2 separate regions of the Homo sapiens genome follow, and region 1 is linked to region 2. The links are chromatin loops, found by intact Hi-C in ENCODE. Cell type or tissue: Calu3. All regions are shown on one strand. Each heading gives the region's core, and the rest is flanking DNA. Links, peaks and the distances in the headings are about the cores only.

Region 1 (7,741 bases), core at 2,171-4,670, 780 kb after region 2:
TTTATTAAATATATCTCAAAATTCCATATTTCCTCTGATTTTTGTCATCCATTTGAACACTGAAAACTATGGTCACTTTGATTCTGCTGTCTTTTCTTTGGTAACATACATTACATAAATTCTGTAGTAAACAATTAGTGTTCAGGAAAATTCTAAAGATGAATGTGTCTCCTAAAACTTTGATAATCTCTTTAAGGAAAAAAAAACCTAACAGTTATGAATTAAATTAGTCTAAAAATATAGCTTGAAGACAAATCAAACAATTTACCTGATCTTTTGTTTCAATATACATTAATTAAGCACTCTTTCCAACCTACACAACATTCCAGGGTCATAGTCAGATATTCAAGTCTAATAGTTCAGCAGCCTTTGTTGTCATTCGTGTCAAGCTATTGCCCCCTGCAGGTTAGGCTGAAAGTGCAGGCAGAATTTGGCCAAGTCCTCAGGAAATTGATGGTACACAAGTTACTCAGTCTCTCCCAATATTTAACTAGAGTCAACTTTTTAAGTTTGCTTTCATTATGGTTTAAACTATTTATTTACAGATAGGTAGTACATTAAGAAAAATGCTCTTTAAAGATGTGACTTCAGTTTTTCTTCTGAGAATTTAGCTGCATTGAGTAAACCATCCACTTTGTTGTGATACAAGGAGCATTTTGACACATTTAGTATAGTTTTCTTCATCTTCCCTTATCCTTATTCCATAAGATCCAGCAAAATTAAAAAAAAAACATATGTAACAGGATTGGAATTATGAATTCTCATAATAAATATATAGCCCTGGGCAATTTGATATCAGTATGCTTTTGGTAGACTCAATGAAGTGTGTGCAAATCAAACCATTTCAGATTCTCCCTGCTCCTGATATGATGAGGTCAATTACACCATTTATCTTGATTATAAAATTAAACATTATTTCAACCTCCATATTCCTGCTATACTATCATCCTTTCCCACAATCAACTTTTCCAAATAGGGCACCTTGCCAAGATGAAATAAATTTATAATTGACAGAATAGAAATTAAATTACATCAACTCTTTCACAATATTAGAAAGTGGAGCAAGTTTATAGAAACGACTTCAGAAGGTTTATGGAAAGATTCTTTTATTCTTTGGAAGTCAACGATGTGGCTATTCACACTGAGTTGTAAAGAAACCAGCAATGGTATTTCCCTATTACATAAATATTCATCTCATTGAGCAGTGGGATATCATTATGTGAAATATAATCAATTCTAACACCAAATTAGCAATCAATAAGAATCTTACCTAGTCAAATTATAGTATTATTTCAACATTGTATGAAAGTAGCTAGAAACATGAACCGCACTTTGTTTTTTTAAAGCTATTATGAAATGCTCAATAAAGACTTAAAGTTTACTGGCAAAACTTGGGTCTTTTTTGGAGGATTTTTTGTTACCCTAACTACTGATATGTTTTCTGGATCCTCCAGAATGGACATATGGGATAGGAACTGAGGATAACTGTGTCATATTTTAAACAATATTAAAAACACAACAAGCCAACACAAACTAAAAATAACCTGAATACTTATCTCTGTTTTATTACATTTTCAAAGCTTGTTAAATTTCAAGAGGACACTACATCTATACATTAAGAGCTTTGCATCTACAGTTCATTAACACTCCTGCTCCAAGTAAAGAGGGGATTTGGACTAGGTTGTGAGACTATTAATTGCACAAATATGTTGTAGTCAGAGCAGTGACTGGTTGCCTGCAGCAGCCATTTCTAGTTGTCTTTGAGTATGCGTCTTTTTTTTAAAAAAGTCATCTCCTCTTCAAAGTCATATCTCACATATATATGATTATACTTGATTGTGTGTACTGAAGCACATTGCTATTGAGTCAGAAATTTTCAAGTATCTTGATTCAAATGACTGTCAAATACCTAAGAACAGAGTTGCTTTTAATTAGCATGCAGAAAAGAGAGATGATATTTGACCTGTGAGTCTTAATCAAGGGGAATATTTTTAAGTTCTCCCATAAACGATGTAGCAGATTGCTTGCAAGTGCCTTGAAAAACATAGTCCTACTTCTCCTCCTACTATCATTACTATTGTTCTAACAATTTCTAAAGGATCAGAACAGAGTTCTAGAAACCCTGTAATGCTGTTATTGCCCGGAATCCTGGGTTATTAAACATTCTTATCCGCAGAAGCAAAGGACCATCCAATCCTATTCATATGCATCCTATGACTCAACTCAGTTTCCACTTGGCGGGCTGTGTGTGTGTGTGTGTGTGTGTGTGTGTGTGTGTGAGAGAGAGAGAGAGAGAGAGAGACAGTGAGAGAGAGAGAGAGTGAGAGAGAGAGAGAGAGTTCATCCTGAAAGCGCTTATGTTTCCAGAGGTTTTCAAATGCAAATGGAGTGGGAGTGGTGGTGGCCGTGATGGAGCGTACTGTGTGGGTGTAGGGGGATTTGGGGAGAGGGTGTCGTGGGCAGTAAGTTTAAACAAATTCAAGGCCATTACTACCACTGCAGACCAAAATAACTTAGGTCTGAGAGACCCCCTTAGAAAGATACAATGCCTTCCTCATCTAAAGGGAGCTAATACCAGAGTGATCTCGGCGCTCGCGCAGTTTTGAGAGAGGGTCCCGAAAACCGCCGGAGGCCAGGTGTCGCGGACGGGCCCCGGGCTAAACTCTCGTCTGGCGAAGTGAAGAGCGCAAAGTCTCCAGGCCCAGCGCGCCTTCGCGGGGCAGGCCGGACACCCTAGCCCCGGGCCGGGCTCGCTCTTCTCTGAAGCCCTGGAGCGGGCAAGGGGCACCATTCTGGCCACAGGAACTCTAGTTTCAGCAGCCGCAGCCCGCCAGCGCTGGCTCGGACCGGGGCCTCCTCTGGGAGAGTAGGAGAGCGAAAAAATCAACCACCACCTTGGATTTCAGATCGAGGAAAGGAAGCCAAAGCAAAGGTGTGGTTACACAGGACATCCATAGACAAATCGTTGCCTCTCTAAGTGGGCCTGAGCTTTGCGGCTCCAGAAGCGCGAGGCGCGGTTGGTGCGGACGCGGGGGCGTGGGAGTCATCGCTCTCCCCGCAGCCCTGGCCGAGCTCTCTGCTGTCCTCCCGAGTTTGGGCCAGAGACCACGGCTCACTCCCTAACGCCCTCGCAAGGACGGCTGCCCGTCGGGCCAAGGGCGCCCCGGGCTGGAGGCCGGAGCAAGACGGCCCCGCGGGACTCGGGAGCCTTGGTAAGGCGGAGGCTCAGACCCCGTTCACGAAAACGCCTGGCTCCTCCAGGATTTGTCAGGTCTTAAGCAGCTCCGAGAAGGCTCCGCTGGCTCTTGGGGAACCCCGCTGTGCGGCTCACCCCCGTTTGTCTCTCTCAAGCTCTCGCCCTCCTCCCCTGGTCCTCCCTTCTCCAGATCCCCTGCCCTGCCCGAGGTCCGGGCCGCGCGGGCTGAGCCCAATACGCCCGGAGAAGAGCGCCGGAGCCCCCTGCTGGCCGGACGCGGCAGGCGCGGCGGCCCGCTCGGTCCCCTCCGCCCCGCGGGCTCTGCCCAGCCCGGACCCGCCTCCACCCTCCAGTGCCCTGGCGCTGGGGGCGTGCTAAAAGCAACAGAAAACAAAACAAAAACAAACAAAGCGCCAAACCCCACTCTCACCTCTTCTACTGGTCAAAGGTAAGTGTGAGTTCAGCCTCTCCCTCGTGCGTCTCTGACCCTTCTCTGGTTCTCTGGGCTGAGGTCTGAAGGAGCCAAAAGGGGCCCCCCTGAAAAAGAAATTATGGCCGCTTTTTAGAATATGTTTTCCAAGCATCAAAATCTCTCTCTCTCTCTCTCTCACACACACACATATATATACACACACACACGCACACACTTCAAACCCACACTTGCCAGTCTGGAAGAGCACTACCGATGTGCATGTTTCTGGAAGCATTTCCTTAGCTATTGGAGGAAATGTTTACTAATATTTCAGGTTGTAGACACCAATAATTATTCTGTGAATTGGGGAGAGGGAGGGTAAAGGAAGACAGATTCCTCTTAATTTAACCCTTCCTCCCGTATCTGAGTGTGAATCCTACTTTCAGTCCCAAGTCCTAGCATGGGCCGAAAAGTTTTCATTCTTATACTGAGGAGGAGAGAGAGAGAGTTATCCATTTCTGCGAGGTTTCCTGTGTTCCCACCCCTCACTATGGAACTGGGGAAGTGATTGTTTTGTTTATCTAGACAATTCATGACTTAGTTTTGTATGGCGTTTTGAAACTAGTTTAACCTTGAAATAGGCTATATGCTTTGAGTGGTACAGTGAAATAGGCTGTGTGCTTCTCTGTTCTCAGGAAAAGGTTGTTAGAAATCACAATGTTTCTTTCTATTCAGGCAGCCTTGAGTTAGAGATGGGCATAGTATGCTATGATTATTGTGACTTTTAGTAAAGTCTGTTGCCTCTGGATGTTTACTGTCTTTGGAGAATGATAGTTTTTTAAGAAAAAAATTCAAAAGCTTAGGCAAAAAATAAGTATAGATAGGTCTAGTAAGTGATCAGTACTATTAATATTTGCTTCTACTTTCTTCACACACTCTTCTGGGGAAAGAAGCCAAAGGACTTTTTTTTTACTGTCCCCGGAATTAGTTTGTTCTATCTAGGCAGGATCCACGAGACAATCTTTTAAAATGGCGTCTGTTTTCTTATTTGGTATTTTCAGGTGGATGGCAGAATCTTTGAACTGCTAATAAGTAAGGGGATGGGGCTGAAATGAAGAGGGATCTGGTATCTTTCCTCTGTGTTCATCAATCCAGGAGATCTGAACAGGTCGTAAAGAGTTGCAGCTCCTCCTGAGGATAAAATCGCAATTATAACAATAAAAACTAACATGTGTTGAGTGCTTATTCGTTGCCAGGTGCTGTGTTGCAACCTTTATCGTCATTTTCTCATTTAATTTCCACTGCAATCCTGTGGATTAGGTACTACGATAGTTTCTCATTTTACAGAGAAGGAAAGTAAGGATTGGGAAGATTTATTTACTTGACCAAGGTTATAACAGTTGGTAAGCAGAAGAGCAAGGATCTGAAAGCAGGCAGTAAAAGAGATATCTTGAGAACTCAGGTTTATTGTATTGGATTCAGACTGGTAGTAACTAAGCTAATATTTCAGGTCTCAGTCTTGTTTTTCATAAAGAAAAGAAGAAAATATTTTCTTTTCCTGAAATGAAAGCATTTGATCAAAGGGAGATATTTGCTTTTTAAAATGTTTGTTATGAACTCCCTACCCCCATTTCGCAGATGAGAAAACTGAGAGAATGAATCCATTTAGCTACCATAGCAAAGTGCATAGCCAGGCCTTAAAACCAGAGTTGCAGATCCAGGTTCTATATCCATTCCAGTTAACCATACTGCTGAAACACAAAAAGATCCTTGGTTTTTCTGAAAATGCTAAGCAGTAGATCATTAACAGCCCGAATCCCATATTTCTCAGTGAGGAAGCTTTCTTTCACCTTAATTGTGAATACCTTTTTATACTGAAAGGATGCAAATGTGGAAATAGGGCTATTCTCAGTGGTGAATTAAATGACAAAAATGGCAAAAGACTAAAATAACTACATCAGCTTTGCTTGAAAAGCAGTTAAAGCAGTTAAAAAGATATCTGAAAGGCTCGTCTCAGTACCAATTTAGTCTTCTCCACCCCCCAAGACCCATCCTACCCTACTCCAGGAAAGCCATTCCACATTACATTTATTTCTGCTAGCTTTTGTTCACAAAGGAGTTTAACACTAACAAGATTTTGGTGCTTTTCATCTCCATTCATATATTTCTTCTTTGCAACGGTGAATGGTTACAGTAAAAATGTCAAAACAAACCTCTGGAATGAACACTTTAACAGAAAAAAATATATACAATATTAATTGACCAAAGATTTTTGACTGGCATTCACATTTTAAGACACACTTATGATGTACTGAAGTAAATTGTGGAAATTGATTTACCCTTTATGTTAAAGGTAGTTCAGGTCCAGAATATGTTTCAAAAAACGATTTTAGGGTTCCTCCATTTTCAGTAAGGCTCAAAGTATCAGAGAAAACCAGATGAACTGCCTTAAGTCACTGATTGGGCTGCAGCCCATGTCTTAGCTTTCTGGGTCATTTGTGTGCAAATTATTTGGCCACATGGCCTCCTGTCATGCTGGGGATCTGCGATTTTTCCAAAGGTTTAATTTACTTAAATATGATTGTTATTGTCAAGTTGGGATTTTTTTTTCTTCTCACCTCTCATTAAAACCCTTAGTATCAATATCAGTTTTGAACTATTATGTTATATAATGAAGCTTGCTTGTCTGTGTGAATTTATACCATAAATGCGTTCACAGATTTTTAGACCCGAAGAAGGGCTTTTTGAAATGATCTAGTCTAACCCTGTTATTTTACTGATGAATAAGTTGATGTCCTGAGAGGTAATACAGAATTCTCAAGGTCACCCATCTAGTAAGAGGAAGAATGGGAACTGGAACCCAGATTTTCTGTATTCAAGCTCTAAGACCCATGCATTCTCACAGCATCACGTCCCTACTTCTTTCATTGTGAGAGATTCAGTCACTCATTCAACAACTAGTTATTGTCATGAACTTGGCAACTGTTCTAGGCATTAGGAATTCAACAGAGGGAAAAATAAAACAATCCTGAAAAAAGGCCTTCATTTGTTGAAACATATTCTGGTGGTGGAGTGGGACAGAATCAAATGGCAGTCTTAACAGTGGCTATAAAGACATTTTATAAAGACATTTTTCTTAAAAATTACCTTTAATAGGTTATAAAATTCAAAGCAGACAAAAATATGCTGATATTCTTCTGCTTTTTCTGTTAAAGAAATTTGAGGAACTTATAATGAAACCAAGTAATGAATCACTAAATAATGAAATCGCCAAATAATGAAATCACCAACTGGAAATTAGAAGTAAATGGTCATAGCAAACCCTAACCAGGTAAGTAGAGCCCTCTCAGATGATCCATCCATGGACCAAGGAAGACTGTTTCCCAGAGTCTTCACAGGGTCTTTCTGTGAATTGGGGATTAAATGCCTTTGAGAAAACATAGACTTGTACAGGAGCTGGGATAAAGATATAAAAAAGAGATCGAAGAGGAAATTATTTAACAAGATGTTTGACATATTTTCAAATGTATATTAGACTGTCCTAGCAGATGAACCAAAGAGCAAGAGAGCACTATCTTGAGTTTAAGGCAGAAGCTTCAAGGCTTACTATAATTGGTTTTTGTGATTAACTCAACTTTTCCCTTTTAGAATATGATATACGGTAGTCTTCCCTCATCAATGGAATAATTGGTGAGGGAAAGGTATAAATAATTCAATTCTGTAAAATCTTGGGTTTTGTGATTGTGAGATGCATTAAAAACGGTGTTTTTTAAGAAAATAGAACTGGTTATTACAAAGAGAACATACACTGGGCATTGAAATGAAAAATTATCAAATGAATAGGATGTAGTAACTTCCTTAAAACTGCCACTTTCCTCACAAGAATTTTTGCCTATCAAGGTTTGGACCAATTGCCAATTGTCTTATATCCATATTTGCCACTTGAGAGGAGCACTTTTTTTTCCTAGTGTTTTACTGTATTTGACTTGGCAATGAAATGAAGCTCCCTCTCGGCAAATATACAGAATGAAACTTTTGTTAATTTGGGACAGGGGAGAGGAGGGTTTTGTCTGATATTACAAGGGGGAAAAGTGCATTTACTCCACTGAAGTTTCTTTTGTACTGTTTTCTGC
Region 2 (8,605 bases), core at 2,309-4,808:
GTTTTGCTAATGCAGATTAAAAGAAATTACTAGGGCATAAATATATAGATCATTTTCAATTTAGTCCCTACTCACTACTGTTTTGTACCTTACCACATCCTCAAATAGCTGCATTCTCCTTTCTCCCACTTGGTGAACTATTGAATCACAATATCCAAATGGAAGGACTTCCACACTTTGAATAATTGATCTCAAGCATGTTCCCTGATGATTTGACATTCACTCTGTTCTTCTCCCTGAAGTATATTTATATCAATAACTGCAGCTTCAGTTGCCCTTATATCACAGTGTTCCTTTTTAAGAGCAAACTGATACCGTAAGTAATTGCTAGCCTCTTTCTGAAAAATTTTATTCTTTCTGCAATTTGAACTTAGAGCAACAGACTTTGTCAAAGGCAAACCAGCACATTTTTCTCTTTTAAAAACACAAGTTTTGAACGCCTGTGAAAGGTCTCCATTCAATTTGACACTCAGCCAAGTCCTAGGAAAATAAAACTCACAGTCTTGTTTACTTTTTCTCTACTTTTTCTCCAACTTCCTCTATATTTTAAAACATATTTTCTGGCCTCATGAATAAAAACAAACAAAAATGTGGCAGAGAGCACAAGCATGAAAGTTAAATTTCAGAATGGGCTACATTTAGCTATTCTGTTGCTTCTAGTCTGACTCTTTATTTGCACAGCAATTAATCAGCTATGGTATGTCTTTTAACTGAGTAAACGATCATCAACCTCTCCTAAACATGTTAAGAAGTTCATTTCCGTCTGAATTGTCCTGACAAATACTAAAATAGATAACCTTAATAAGGCACTAATGAGATCATTATAACTAGTTTTGTCTGTATTTAAAGTACAGATTTAAGATCTTCATTAATGATTAACTACTGGAAAACTTTGTTCAATCCCTTGAGTTATTTTTAATCTCTATATACTATAATTACATATATTCAATCATAAAACTTTCCATGGTGCTGAACACAATTGAACTTTGAATAAGAACAAGTACGTTACACATCTTGGCTGTTTAAAAAGGTTAATCTTTAAGTAGATTAATGACATAGTGATCTTCACTCAGTTCAAGCTTTTTTTCTTTTTGACTGAGGAAAAGATACGTTACTACAAGCTATTTCATATCTTTCTGATGGAACTTACATGAATGACTGCTTTAGAATATTGAACAATCAGAACCCTGAACTTTCTATTATAAGGTGTCTCTGAGATCAGATAAGTAGGATGTGGCCTATCACTGGTCTTTATTTTCAGTTGTGCTAAAATGAAACAAGTGTGTTTTCTCCCGTCAGTTTCAGAGGAGAGTGGATATTAAATGTTAAATCACATTTAAGCTGAAGTCAATGTACAAAACTTTCAACCCTAAAGTTGCCTAAGGGAATCAGAAATAAGGGCATTTTACGGGTGTTACTATAAAATTAAAGAGGAGACAGAAATGTGGGATGTTTCCTTTCATTAAATGCCAAATAGTTATTTCAAACAACTTGTAGATGACTGTATTTTAATGTTATGACATACAATTTTCAAAATTAAATGTGTTTTAAGTCAAATTTGCTAATAGTATCCAGCAAAAAGATAAATTTTAGAAACATAATTCTCTAACTGTTCAGGCCTTTCAAAATATAGTTTGCCATGGGCCCAACAAGGCCAAGGGTGAAACGCAATATTTTCTGATCCTAAAATCTTTGCAAAAAAGGAATGCAGAAAATCAATGCAGAATTATATAAAATATGTTTGAGGCACAGACTAGCTCTTCATCTATACTCCAACTAAACTACTCCCTCTCACAAGATACCACTTTTTAATATAGTACAATTACCTCCATACTGACTGCAAAATGGCAGTTAAACCTTTAAAGTGTAAATCTTTGCTTTTGTGTGTTTACCTGTCATGGACTTTAAACAGTGTGGAGAGAGGACTAAGGAAGGTGGTAAGCTATTTATAAATTGGAAAGTCTTTTTGCATTTATCTAGGAATATAGACATTGTCAATATGTGATTGAATTACTGCACCAGTTTTCCTGGAGGATTTGTATGTTTATTGCTTTTTTGTAAGACATTTATCCAGCTCTCTCAATCCTGTTCTCTTTCTTGCATGAGTTCACACATATTAAAATGCAAGTGTCTTGCTTGTCTGATATGTCTTTTGCATTATTTGAAACCCTGAAGCCCCAATATTTCTTGATATCTGTACAATTCTGAAACAAAATTATTTAGTAATAATATTCCAGGGATAAGGCAATAATGAAATGTATATGCAACAAAAAGTTCACAAGCCATCATTTCAATTTTCCTCTTGAATTTTCAGGGTAAAGTTGAAGGAAACATTTACTTTTGAAGAAAGAACAAAACTCTAAATTATTATCATCACAGCCTGTGAATTATTCTTTGATGCCTATTGTGCTAAATAGGAGATTTTATACAACATAAAGTTAAGGCAATATTTACTTTAGCAGCTTACATTTTAAAGAATAAAAACGAGAAAATAAATATGAATTTGGATATATACATCTAAATTCAAGGAACCTAGAACATGATATGGTTTGTATATTTGTCCCCTCCAAATCTCAGGTTGAAATGTAATCCCCGCTGTCAGAGGTGGGGCCCAGTGGGTTATATTTGGGCCATGGGGGCAGATCTCTCATGAAGGGTGTGGTACCATCCCTGTGGTAATGCATGAGTTCTAGCAATCTATTATTTCACACCTGAGCCGCTTGTTTAAAAGAGCCTGGCATCTCTCTTGTGCCCTCTCTTGCCATGTGACACATCTGATCTGCTCTCCCTTTGTTTTCCCCGATGATCAGAAGCTTCCTGAGGTCCTCACTAGAAGCAGATGCCAGCACTATGCTTCTTGTAGAGTCTGCAGAACCTGGAAACAATTAAACCTCTTTTCTTTATAAATTACCCAGCCTTGGGTATTCCTTTATAGCAAGGCGAAATGGACTAATACAAAATAATATGAACCAAAGTACAAATACTCATTCATGATGATAAAGCAGAAACCAGCATTTACTATTAGGTTGGTGCAAATGTAACTGCAGTTTCTGCCATTACTTTCAATGGCAAAACGCGCAATTACTTTTGCACCAACATAATATGTTCTATTACACAGGAAGTTGCTCCAGGTTGTCAAAAAGTGATCAGTGCTGGTTGGTAACCATTGTATCCTAGTGTGTGGGTCTAGGGATCAGTTATATGCCAGGCAAGTCTCTGATCCCCTGAAGTTCACAGATAAGAAATTATATGTAGAATATGATATAAACACGAGAGAGATGCACAGGATGCATAAGATGCATGGAATCAGGGGTAAGGGCTTCTAAAGTAGTTTGGGGAGTGTAAGGAAAATATTGGACTGAGAAGCTGGTTCTAAGGGTAGAAATGCCTCTGTGTCTAAGGTAGCAGTATGCTTGTAGGTACCATAGGTATAGAAGCAAGAGCAACCTTGGCATTAGGTAAAAGTGTGAGTAGCTCAGTATGGTTGATTATGGCCTGGGGCAGTGGCAGGGGATGGCAACAGAAAAGGCTGGAGATGTAAGCTGGGACAAAATCATCCAGAGCATGGAATACCATGACTAGGTAACTTTTATCCTGGAATCATATTCTTTCTTCAAGTTTTAGTTAAAATGTTATCTCTCCCACAAAGTCTTCCCTGATCCTTCCAGTAAGAAGTGATCACTCCCCCATGGAGCTCCTACAGATCTTTGTTTGAATTGCTCCTTTGACAGGTACCAAATTTTCTACTGCAATAGGTAATGGAGTGAAAAGTATAAGAATCTAGGATTCAGAGGGCAAGAGGTTCTACTCCCAATTTTGTCACTTTGCAGTGGTCTATTTGCCTTTGGGCAGATCTGTTCACCTTATTTTCCTTTACCTGTAAACTCTGCGTAATAGTAGTTACAAACATTTGTCATTCAGGGTTATTATGAGTATGTGAAAGTGGCTTTAGAAATTTTGAAATTTCTAAAAATTGAGGTGTTTGAATATATGTCATCTATTTCCTATAAGAATGCACACACCTTAAAGGGAGCAAGATTTAGATTCTAGAAGAGGTGGATAATAGTTTGCCAATTATTTATAAGCCTAAAACCTTGAAGATTAATTTATCTCAATCCTTCCTCTTTCCAGGAAATCTTCCTTCAGTTCTTTTCCATGATAAGTCAGCTTCCTGTTAGCTTCCTCTCTCCTTGAGGCATAGACATGTGCATAGCTATCTCACTGCACATGGCTTATCATGCCTTCTCCTGATCTTCTTCCTCTCAGCTTCTTTTGCTGGATCTTCTTACTCTTCCTGTTCATAAAATGCTAAAATAGCCATTGGACCTCTTTTTTTTCTTTATCTGTATGCATTTCTTAGTTTATCTCAACAGGTTCCACAACTTTTTATAACATGTTTATGGCATGAAGGTTCAATTTATGTATTCAGTTCTTTCTTCTCCTTGAACTTCAGGGTCAAATATCTAACTAGTTAATCTATATCTTCATTTGGATGTCTGATAAGATGTCTTAAGTTCAACATATCCAAAAAGAACTATTCTTTCCCAAGGCTGATGTCCAGAATGGTGTTTCCTAGGTTTTCTTCTAGGACTCTTAATGGTCTTATATTTAAATCTTATGACTAAGTTCTCAAAAGCAATTGCAACAACAACAAAAATTGACAAGTGTGACCTAAGTAAACTAAATAGCTTCAGCACAGCAAAAGAAATTACCAACAGCTTAAACAGAGAGCCTACAGAATGGGAGGAAATATTTGCAAACTATGCGTCCAACAAAAGTCTAATATCCAGAATCTATAAGAAACTTAAACAAGTCAACCAGCAAAACATAAATAACTCCATTAAAAAGCTGGCAAAAGACATGAACAGGCACTTCTCAAAAGAAGACATACAAGTGGGCAACAATGAAAAAATGAAAAAATGTTCAACATCATTAATCACCAGAGAAATGAAAATCAAAACCACAAAGGGTTACCATCTCACACCAGTCAGAATGGCTATTAAGAAGTCAACAAATGTGACACAGCAAGACTCTGTCTCAAAAAAAAAAAAAAAAAAGTCAACAAACAACAGATACTGGTGAGGTTGTGGAGAAAAGGGAATGCTTATACACTGTTGGTGAGAATGTAAATTAGTTCAGCCACTGTGGAAAGCAGTTTGGAGATTTCTCAAAGAACTTAAAACAGAACCAGCATTTAATGCAGCAATCTCATTACTGGGTATATATCCAAAGGGAAATAAATTGTTCTACCAAAAAGACACATGTGCTTGTATGTTCATCACAGCACTATTCACCATAGCAAAGACACGGAAACAACCCAGGTGCCCATCAATGGTGAACTGAATAAAGAAAATCTGGTACATACACACCATGGAATACTATGCAGCCATAAAAAAGAATAAGATCATGTCTTTTGAAGCAACCTGGATGCATCTGGAGGCCATTATCCTAAGTGAATTAACGCAGGAACAGAAAACCAAATACTGTATATTCTCGTTTATAAGTGGGAGCTAAACACTGGGTATACATGGACATATAGATGGGAACAACAGACACTTGGGACTACCAGAGAAAGGGAGGAAGGAAAGGAGGTAAGGGTTGAAAAACAACTCACTGGGTACTAAGCTCACTACCTGGGTGACAGGATCATTCATATCCCAAACCCCAGCATCACACAAATTACCCATGTAACAGACCTGCACGTGTACCCTTGAATCTAAAATGAGAGTTGAAATTAAAAAAAAAAAGAGAACACAAAAAACACAAAACAAACAAATAAACAAACAAACAAAATGCCCCTCAAATCAGAAATGAACTATTGATCCTCCTCCCTTACTCTTTTGCCATAAAGCTGTTCTCCAGAGTTTACTTAAAATGGCACTACTGTTTGTTCACATGCTCAGCCCAAACTATTTGAAGTTATTTATAATTCCCTTTCCTCTTGTATCACACATTCAACCCATCAGTTAATCCCATTGACCTTCTCTAAAACATATTCTGAACACAACATTCTCCCTCCTCCAATTCCTCCATTGCTACTACACTGGTCTAAACCACAACTGTCTCTTGCTTAGATTCCTGAATTAGCTTTAAAAATAATTGCCCTGTCCCCATTCTTATGCTGTATAGTCTGTCTGCTACACAACAGCCATGGTGCCCATTTATTTAGAAATTGAAATTAGATCATATAACTACCTTAACAATTAGAATAAATCCCAAAATCCATGCAGGGCCTACATGATCTCTGGTTAGTCCTCCAATCTCATTGTCAACTATTCACTCTCCTATTCAACTTACTTCACACCATGCATCCTTATTGCTGTTTCTGAGCATTCTACTATATTTAGCCCTTTGTCTTTGGGATTTCTGATCTATTTATTTAGTTTGTGATTGCCTAGTTCACCTTATGTGACTAACTCTGACTAATGTGCCAGTGTTAAGTGTTTACTGTCAATTCATCTCATGACTCAGTCTGTTCCAGGAAATGCAAAGATTAAAAAGAATTTCTCTTGATTGCAGCTTAATATTTTCCTTATTCTAAAATGTTTCTTTCTGTCTTGAGCAATACCTAACTACTAGTAACTACCAGAAATGTTAGTGAAAGTTTGCCTACTCAGGGGCTTCATCTCATAAGAAAGTACCAGAAAAGCCAAAAGTAATGCGCCAGTCTATAACAAATCTGTGTTTTTGATAATCTAATTTTTAAAAGTTACATTTACTTTCTGACTGCCCCTTATCACATTACAGTTCAGGGCAGAACAACCAGAAACTACAGAAAGTAAATGGACAGGGAAAGAGATGTGCCATTGTTGTTGATAATGTGCCGGCACATGACTAAGCTGTGATAGTTCAATGTTTCTTAATGTTCTTAACTCAATGCCTAGATTTAAAAAGTCACAGATCAGAGCTGCAATTATGCCAAATACCTGGTGGTTTTATTAAACCCCCAAACAGATTTCCTGTTGTTGCTCCCCTCTAAAAGTTTCAAAATATGCAGAGAAAAATGAGGACAGCCAAATGAGGATAATCTGATGTGTACAGTTGAAAATAAAGCATCATTTAGGAAGAAACAAAGTTTTCTGTTATGTAGTAATGATGCAAAGGGCTAGAGAAATCTATAACCCTGAATTCTGACAGTGCAGATAATAATCTGTTTTTCTTGCACAATGAAATTTACTATCAGTGTATGAATTTTAACTGTGTGTAGATATATATGCACACTCTAACACATATATACATAAATATATATTACACTCTTACTAAGACAATGGTATTTCGTAAAAATTTTTTTTTTCCCACAGCTCTTTGCAGACACTAAACTTGAGCTTCTGAATGGCAGAAATTGACTTTTAAAATATATGACTTCTTAAAAAAATTCAACTTTGATTCTAGATTCAGGTGACGGACATGCAGATTTGTTCCATGAGTATATTGCATGATGCTGAAGTCTGTGATATGAATGATCCTGTCACCCAGGTAGTGAGCATAGTGGTGAATCTGTAAGACATTAGATTCTGATATTACAATTTCCAAGGGATTGTTTTTGAAATTACATTAAGCATACCCCATACTTTGTTTAAACATGGCAGATTCCCCACACATATATGAGAAGTTTTGGAAGATGAAAAGCAGATTGTAAAATGATAACTGACTTAGTAGAAAAAAAAGAACATTCAACATGTAGAACTCCCAAAAAGGCAGCTAAAGACAGGGTACTGGAGAGCACAGTTCAAGCAGGGAGGCACAGTGGGTGAAATGTGAAGACTGTCTGAAGATGGTATATAGAGCCAATTGGACCCCAGTTTCCATCACAACCCTGTGCAATCAGGTTTCTAGTGGTCCACTGGAGACAGAGATTTGTTTGTTTGTTTGTTTGTTTGTTTGTTTACTTGAGATGGAGTCTGGCTCTGTAACTCAGGCTGGAGTGCAGTGGTGCGATCTTGGGTCACCGCAACCTCCGCCTCCGGAGTTCGAGCGATTCTCCTGCCTCAGCCTCCGAGTAGCTGGGACAACAGGTGTGCATGACCATGCCTGGCTAATTTTTGTATTTTTAGTAGAGATGGGGTTTCACCATGTTGGCCAAGCTGGTCTCAAACTCCTCACCTTAGGTGATCCGCCCACCTCAGCCTCCCAAGGTGTTAGGATTACAGGCGTGAGACAGAAATTTATTTTTATAGAAGTGTACTAGAGATACTCCAGATATCAAAACTAGTGGAAGGCTGTAATTGAGACAGGAAACTGAAAGCAAGGAAATGAAATGAAAGTCTGCATATTGAAAGCTGGGACTACCATTCATCCACTGATCCCTTTTTTACAGAAAGGCACATTGCTTTCATGACGGAGATCTGAGGATCCTTCTAAGAAATTGTTTATCCCCAGAGAAAAGACCTGAAGATACTCACATTTGTCAGCCACAGTAAAAGGAAGAGCTTACCACTCAATCTCCTCTGCAATAAAGCTCCCTAGCTGTTAAATTTCACTCACATACTCAAGGCTTCCAATCAACTTTTTAATATCTCACACTTAAAAACTAAATTGAGGATGTCTTGAATCTCCAGACATTTCAGAAGTCTTTTTTTTTACATGAACTAGAGAAACCAAAACA

Evidence for each region. Hi-C counts contacts between places; a loop is a spot of excess contacts. Peaks named below come from ENCODE experiments on the same cell type or tissue, not always from the same donor. Only the 100,000 strongest peaks of a DNase experiment are listed, where the experiment ranks them.
Region 1: it touches region 2 in a loop (4-fold over the local background); 3 of 110 quality-filtered maps call a loop at or near these places.

What each region holds. Positions count from the first base shown.
Region 1 is chr1:98,050,860-98,058,600 of GRCh38, forward strand. It overlaps LOC124900404 (a long non-coding RNA gene), which reads left to right and starts at 3,520. Exons shown (of 2, transcript XR_007066241.1): 1 at 3,520-3,644. RefSeq lists a silencer at 3,362-3,621. In Calu3, for the core only: a CTCF peak has its summit at 3,465 (motif pointing left); DNase peaks (open chromatin) are centred at 2,262, 2,812, 3,112 and 3,462.
Region 2 is chr1:97,271,638-97,280,242 of GRCh38, forward strand. All of the region lies in intron 18 of DPYD (dihydropyrimidine dehydrogenase), which reads right to left. The region is part of intron 2 of DPYD-AS1 (DPYD antisense RNA 1); the gene reads left to right. Among named protein-coding and RNA genes, the nearest start is that of DPYD-AS1, 180 kb to the left of the region's middle. In Calu3, for the core only: no CTCF peak of the experiment used is centred there; no DNase peak of the experiment used is centred there.